2 separate regions of the Homo sapiens genome follow, and region 2 is linked to region 1. Evidence: chromatin contacts called from ENCODE Hi-C or POLR2A ChIA-PET data. All regions are on one chromosome and are shown on one strand. The core of a region is the stretch at or near the end of the contact, and the rest is flanking DNA. Distances in the headings are between cores, read along the strand shown.

The links. Hi-C counts contacts between places; a loop is a spot of excess contacts on that map. ChIA-PET counts read pairs that join two places held with the same protein, here RNA polymerase II (POLR2A). Pooled maps may share reads with other maps.
Region 2: a pooled map shows a loop between it and region 1 (2.2-fold over the local background). The contact joins the enhancer-like site here to the promoter of LRRC59 in region 1. A Hi-C loop is called at or near these places in 1 of 50 pooled maps. POLR2A ChIA-PET finds 5 or more read pairs at or near these places in 3 of 52 experiments (GM10248, PC-9 and Panc1).

The regions. Positions count from the first base shown.
Region 1 is chr17:50,395,886-50,399,728 of GRCh38, reverse strand. It overlaps LRRC59 (leucine rich repeat containing 59), which reads left to right and starts at 2,206. Exons shown (of 7, transcript NM_018509.4): 1 at 2,206-2,516. The coding sequence starts at 2,412. It overlaps LRRC59-AS1 (LRRC59 antisense RNA 1), which reads right to left. Exons shown (of 2, transcript NR_199069.1): 2 at 1,172-2,513. RefSeq lists a silencer at 2,160-2,229.
Region 2 is chr17:50,826,535-50,830,311 of GRCh38, reverse strand. No RefSeq gene overlaps it. Among named protein-coding and RNA genes, the nearest start is that of WFIKKN2, 7.2 kb to the left of the region's middle. RefSeq lists a silencer at 1,358-1,467 and an enhancer at 1,588-1,817. Within about 2 kb of position 1,676, at least 2 of the 41 ENCODE cell types and tissues checked have a DNase peak (open chromatin) inside an H3K27ac peak, as active enhancers do.

The sequences.
Region 1 (3,843 bases), core at 957-3,456:
GGCACTGAGAGACAGGACTAGCTGGATTTCCTAAGCCAACTAAGAATCCCTAAGCCTAGCTGGGAAGGTGACCGCATCCACCTTTAAACATGGGGCTTGCAACTTAGCTCGCACCTGATCAATCAGGTAGTAAAGAGAGCTCACTGAAATGCTAATTAAGCAAAAACAGGAGGTAAAGAAATAGCCAATCATCTATCGCCTGAGAGCACAGGAGGAGGGACAATGATCGGGATATAAACCCAGGCATTCGAGCCGGCAACAGCAACCCCCTTTGGGTCCCCTGCCATTTTATGGGAGCTCTGTTTTCACTCTATTAAATCTTGCAACTGCACACTTTTCTGGTCCGTGTTTGTTACGGCTTGAGCTGAGCTTTTCCTTACCGTCCACTACTGCTGTTTGCTGCTGTCGCAGACCCGCTGCTGACTTCCACCCCTCTGGATCTGGCAGGGTGTCTGCTGGGCTCCCGATCCAGTGAGGCGCCCATTGCTGCTCTGGATCAGGCTAAAGGCTTGCCATTGTTCCTGCGTGGCTAAGTGCCTGGATTTGTCCTAATTGAGCTGAATAGAGCTATAACACTCATTGCATGGCCCAAGATTCCATTCCTTGGAATGCGTGAGGCCAAGAAACCCAGGTCAGAGAACAAGAGGCTTGCCGCCATCTTGGAAGTGGCCCGCCACCATCTTGGGAGTTCTAAGAACAAGGACCCCTGCCACCCACCCCCCGTAACAATTGCACTTACTTTATTTGGTGTTCATAGTTTCCCTCTGAGACAAGATTTTTTATTTTTTATTTTTTTAGAGATGGGGTCTTGCTATGTTGCCCAGACTGGTTTTGAACTCCTAGCCTCAAATAATCCTCTCATCTTGGCCTCCCAAGTATTGGGATTACAGGTGTGAGCTATCCTGCTCGGCCCCTCTGAGATAAGCTTTAATATCCCTATTTCAAAATGAGTAAACTGAGGTTTGGAGTGGGTAAAGTGCTTCCTTCCTTCATTCATTCATTCATTCATCCATCCATCTATTCATTTATTCAACAGACATCTGAATGAGTAGCTACCCTGCATCAGGGTATGCCAACTCTGGGCATACGAAGATGATTAAGACAAAAATCCCTGTCCTCACAGTCCAGAATGAAGGACAGACACATAAAGATGAGTATAATACAAGGTGGATCATGAATTGTAGCTAATATTTATTGGGTACTTACTAAGTGCCAGTGACTGCTGTAAGCTCTTGGTGTGTTTTACTCCTTCAGTTCTCCCCAACCTCTGTTAGCTACATGTCTCATAGATTGATTCATAGATAAGACTGAAGCCTGGTGATTGTCTACGGTTTTATAAGTAGCAAGTGGCAGAGCCAGGATGAATACCCAGTGGATAGGTATTAGTGCCAGAGGTCCCACTTGGCCATCAAGCTCTACTGTCTCTGATGATAAAGTAGCAAACAGGGACCTAAGTTGGTTGGGGGGGGCGCTAACTCAGTCTGGCATTCACGGTGTTCAGGGGAGATTTCCTGAAGGACTAAGGAATTAGCTAGACAGAGGTGAGTGGGGGGGAGGGAGGGCCATCGCTGGGGAGGGCCAGACGTGGGAGCCACCTCCTGGAAATCTACACAGCATCTAGGCCAGGCAGGGACTGGAGCGTGTGAGGAAGCTGCGAAAGCAGGCAGGACCCAGCTTCCAAAGGAAAGTGGTCCGTATCCTAGAGGTAGCTGCAAGTTTGAAGGGTTTTACGTAGGGGAGAGACTTGGCCAGATTTTTAGAAAGATCACCGGGGAGCTGGGTGAAAGTGGATGGAAGGACAGAGACAAGCACTGAGGCAGTGAGTGGGGAGGAGAGAGGAGAAATTCAGGAAGAAGAGTTTTCCCCATGATGGTTATTCGGGGGTTAAGTAGAGGACAGGGAGCAGTTTTAGAGGACACCCAGCTTCTGCTCCTAATCAGGGGGATTGGGGTGATCTGATGAGGTCAGTATTGGATGTCAACCCAGTCTTCTGGCGCCCAGTCCGTGCCCTTTCGCCTCGTGGCACTGCCAGCAATAATGCCCGCGGGCCACGGGTGAACGTGAACCGAGCTCGCAGCCTCCAACCCCACCCCTCCGGCGGCGGCGACGTGCAGTGCATCACCCTGGGCACCAGGGGGCGTGCCCGCACACGCTCGGGCCGCTCTGGCCCAGCCCATCTCAGTGGTCGCGGAAGGTGACGTGGACACGGAAGTGGTCGTCGTCGCGGCACCGGTGGGAGCTAGGCGCGAGGCTCGGAGTGCGGCCAGCGGGCGGAGGCGGTCTCGCATCGGCGGCGACGGAGGGCTCAGGCGTCGTCGTTTGGGTGGGGGGCCGCTGAACTGACAAGCGACATTTCAGCTCCTTTCACCCGCCGGAACCCCGGAGCCGGGGCCCGCTCAGCCGGCGTTACCATGACCAAGGCCGGTAGCAAGGGCGGGAACCTCCGCGACAAGCTGGACGGCAACGAACTGGACCTGAGCCTCAGCGACCTGAATGAGGTCCCGGTGAAGGAGCTGGTCAGTATCGTCCCGCGAGGCCCAGGCGCCCACCTTCGCCGGGCGCTGGCCCCTACGTGGGCCACTTACTTTCCTCTTCTCTAAAAGCATCAGTTTCCTTTTCTTTAAAAAGAAGCGGGGTGGTGGGACTAAGTCCCCTAGGAGGCCGCGTCCAGCCCAAGGTTCTTCCCGGGATGTACACGTGTCACTTTGGCGCAGTTCCAGAACATAGGGAAGATCTGCTTCTCTGGCCCTAGGCTTTTTACAGGCTAAGAAGCGAATCTGTCACCTTTGCGGGGCTTTCACAGCGCCCACCTCCGTGCCCGACTCTGAGTAGGAGCACACGGAGCAGTTACTGGATGTATTCGAGAATGAATGAGTGACTTGTTCCAGGGGAGTAGGCCTCCTGGTAGACCTGGGTGTGGCCCAGAACCTGGCTCTTCTAGGAAGCTGGCAATTCCAGCTGGCTGCCCGAGCCCTGAGGCAGCCTAACTCGAAGAAAGTAAAGTCTCCCCCCAGCTTGGCTGGTAAACTGTCATCTGAATTCCGCTGAAACTGGCGGGAGTCCCTTTCGCCCCTCTCTCCCCCAACCTTTCCCCTGTAAACTGAAGCTTACAGCTCCAGAGAGATAGCAGGCATCTAGTTTTGTCAGCGTGGAGCTAGTTCCCACATCCCTCCTTTTCCCACTCCGTTCCCCCTCCCACCCGCGCCAACGCCCTACTAGACTCACTTTGGGTGACCCACACTTTGCTTTCTGCCGTTGATAAATTACATTTGCCTTGGGCGCTGGGCCCAGTCTTTCTTCCACCGTGGACGGGTATTACAGTGGTTAGAACCGGGTTCCTAGCTCCTCCCAGCTCCATTGCTTAATAGCCGAGTGCCCTTGGCAAGCTAGTTAGCCTTTATGCCTAGATCTCCTCATCTATACAATGGTGATAATAGTTTCCATCTCATACGCTTATTGGGAGGTTAAATACCATTGTAATGGAAAATGCTTGGAAGGAGCAAATACTGATACTTGTAGCTGTTGTTGTGTTTTTCCCGCTGTAGTATTTAAAACTTTTTTAGGTGGTCAAACTTCACTTTTACGACTTTGTGACAGAAAGTGCAGGTTGCCAGAGGATCCTTAACTGAATATATGCCTCCTTTTCTACCCCAGGAAGATAGATGGCCAGCCTTATTTCACCCTGCCCTAGGACTGCTCTCTGAAACCATATACTCCAGGCATCTGAACAGTCCAGCATTAACCTTAGGGAGAAAGTTTTGCTGAGCTTGTCCAGCCTGGACACCATGGGAAAATAGAGATGGGCTGTGAGGGCCTTTTTTTTTTTTGGATGATGGAGTTTTG
Region 2 (3,777 bases), core at 427-2,926, 430 kb before region 1:
GCCTTCCTTCTTTCTCCCTTTGAATGACAGGGAAATGAGAAGGTGTGAGACTCTTGGGCCTCTCTGCTTCCCTGCCTGCTGCTGAGCAAAGAAGGACAACATCTCTAAAGCTAATTGCACCCCTCACACTCATTCCAACAATACAAAATATCCAATGAAGGCTGGGTGCAGTGGCTCACACCTATAATCCCAGCACTTTGGGAGGCCAAGGCGGGCAGGTCACCAGAGGTCAGGAGTTCGAGACCAGCCTGGCCAACATGGTAAAACCCCGTCCCTACTAAAATTACAAAAATTAGCTGGGCGTGGTGGCGCGTGCCTGTAATCCCAGCTACTTGGGAGGCTGAGGCATGAGAATCACTTGAACCCGGGAGGAGAAGGTCATGGTGAGCCGAGGTCACGCCATCATGCTCCAGCCTAGGTGACAGAGCGAGACCCTGACTCAAAAATAAAAATGAAAAATAAAAACAAAATGTCCAATGGCTGTGTGGGGGTGAGCTGGAGTAGGGATGAGAAACAGGTTTCTTTCTGACTGATCATGATTCCAAGACTTGTGGCTTAAAGACAGCTTCCCCACGCCTTCAAGAGCAGGCCAAAGCATTGTTCTGGACTGCCGTGACCTTCTGCCTCCATTTACTTCCCTGGTCTTACCATCTGTCCCTTTCACTCTCAAACTCTGGAGGCTGCCATATCGCGCTTTCAGACCTTTAAGAGCTCCTCACAGTACTCCCCCTTCCACCTCACACAGACATTGTCCTCTGTCCTAAACACTCTCTCACCCCTGGCCTGCTCTGTCTTCTCCCAGCCCACTGCTTCCTGACCGATTTCAGAAACAACTTCTTTCAGGAGGCCTTCCTGACTTTAAATGACAAAGCAAAACAAAACAAAAGCCGCAACTGGGTTGTAAAATACGGGTAAAGTTTAAATGTTCAATGTAGTGGGTTGAGTGGTGCTCCCCCCAGCCCCCCACCCCTGCCAAATATATCCATGTTCTAACCCACAGAGACAGTGACCGTGACCTTGGGAAAAGGGTCTTTGCAGATGAGATTTGGGAAAAGGGTCTTTGCAGATGAAATTAAGGATCTTGAGATGAGATCATGCTGGATTACCGAGGAGGGCCCTAAATCCAATGACGGGTATCCTTATAAAAGGCAGAGACAGAATCGAGACACAGAAGACGGGAAAGTCTTGTGCAGATAGAAGCAGAGATTAGAGCGATGCACCCACAAGCCCAGGAACACCTGAGCCCCCAGAAACTGGAAGAGGAAAAGGACTCTCCCCTAAAGCCTCTGGAGGGAGCGTGGCCCTGCCAACACTGTGGTTTCATACCTCCAGCCTCCAGAACTGTCAGATAATAAATGTGTGCTGTTTTAAGCCACCAAGTTCCTGGTCATTTGTTTAGCAGCCCCAGGAAATGAACACACCTGCCTAAAATTCTCCAATGGCCTCTCCTGGTCATAATTAAATGCCACAACTACCCTGAGCTGCCCCTTTTAGGTTCCTGCTAAAAATACTCAATGAATTGCCTCTCCAGAGTGTGTTCTCTTTTCTGAGAACTGTGCTTTTTTAAGCACTGAGTTGACAGACTCAGTGCTTTAAAAATCTAAAAAAAAAAAGCTATGGTTGTTGTTGTTTTACTCTTTAACAGAAACCGAGAGTCAAGATGATCTCAAAGTAAAGACACTCCGTAGAATGTGGGTGGTCAGAACAGTTGAGAACTGAGCTCAGCTGCTGAGAGCTTTGATTCACCCCACAGGGCCAGAGGTGCTGGTGGCATGGGACAAACTTTTGGGAGGCAGGTACTGAGCCCCCCGCTGAGCTGAACGGAGCCCACCTCTAATCTGTAATCCTTAGGGAAGAAAACCCCTCTGTGACAGGGGCTTTCAAATGTTTTGACTGCAACACATAGTGAGGAATACTTTTTTTCTTTTTTGAGATGGGGTCTCGCTCTGTCACCCAGGCTGGCGCGATCTCTATTCACTGCAACCTCCACCTCCTGGACTCAAGCGATTCTCCCACCTCCGCCTCCCGAGTAGCTGGGACCACAGGTGCACACCACCATGAGCAGCTAATCTTTTGTATTTTTGGTAGAGATCAGGTTTTGCCATGTTGCCCAGGCTGGTCTCAAATGCCTGGGCTCAAGAGATCGCCTGCCTCAGCCTCCCAAAGTGCTGAGATTACAGGTGTGAGCCACTGCACCTGGCCAGAAATACATTTTTTATTATGATTCAGTACACATATTCATGTAAATAACTGAAACAAAAGTTACACAAAACCGTAGTTGCCCTTTCTATATGTGAGGCACTCCATCCACCTGGTGTGACTTTCCTAGGGCCATCCGTGCAGAGCCGGCAAGACCTGCGGCTCCCACCCCCACCCTGTCTCCTAAACCTGCGGCCTCCTCTCTCACCTCTACTTTCCAAAGGCCAGGGTCCCATGGAGGCAGGGGCCTTGGCCAAGGAGGCTGTGCTTGGGCCAGGCCATTCCAAGGAGAAGTATGGGAAACTCCTTCTTTCCTTTGCATGCAGATTCCAAAAGTCGAAGATCACTTGGGAAAGTCAGGAACAACCCAAGGCCAAGGGTTTGGGGGCTCCTATTGTCATCATCTAAAAAGCCAAGGTGTCAGGATACACAGTTAATATACAAATGTCAGTTGCTTTCCTTTATATCAGCAATGAACAATTGGAATTTGAAATTAAACAGAAACCATTTACATTAACGTAAAAAAATACTTAACGTGTACATCTTTTAAAAATATGTATAAAAGCTATGCGAGAAAAACTATACAACTGGTAAAAGAAACCAAAGAAAATCTAAACATGGAAAGACATGTTCCAGCTGGGTGCAGTGGCTCATGCCTATAATCCCAGCACTTTGGGAGGATGAGGTGGGTGGATCACCTGAGGTTAGGAGTTGGAGACCAACCTGGCCAACATGGCAAACCCTGTCTCTACTAAAAATACAAAAATTAACCAGGTGTGGTGGCTCACACCTGTAATTCCAGCTACTTGGGAGGCTGAGGCAGGAGAATCACTTGAACCTTGGAGGCAGAGGCTGCAGTGAGCCAAGATTAAAAAAAAAAAAGAAGAACGACATGTTCCATGTTTATAGATCAGATTAGATTCAAAATTGTCAAGATGTCAGTTCTTCCCAACTAGATCTATAGATTCACTGCAACCCTGATCAAAATCCCAGGAAACTATTTTGTGACTTCAACAAAATTATTCTAAAGTTTATATGGAAAGGCAAAAAACCAGAAGAGCTAACACAATCCTGAAGAAGGAAAATAAAGTTGGAAGACTGACATTACCCAACTTCAAGACTTACTATATATTAAGCTGCAGAAATAAAGGCAACATGGTATTGGTTAAAGAATAGACATATAGATAAATGAAACCGAATACAGAGCCCAGAAATAGACTCATAGAAATATAGTCAACAGGTCTTTGACAAAGGAGCAAAAGCAATCCATGGAGAAAGAACAGTCTTTTCAACAGACGGTGCTGGGCCAAGTGGACATCCATATGCAAAAAAAAAAAAAAAAAGTCTAGACATAATGGACCTTTACATCTTTCACAAAAATTAACTAAAAATGAATCAAGAGCTAATTGCAAAACACAAAACTATAACATTTCTGGAAGATAACACAAAAGAAAATCTAGGTGACCTTCATTTTGGCAATGACTATTTATTTCTTTCTTTAGAGATGGAGTCTTGCTCTGTCACCCAGGCTGGAGTGCAGTGGCACGATCTCGGCTCACTGCAGCCTTCATCTCCCGG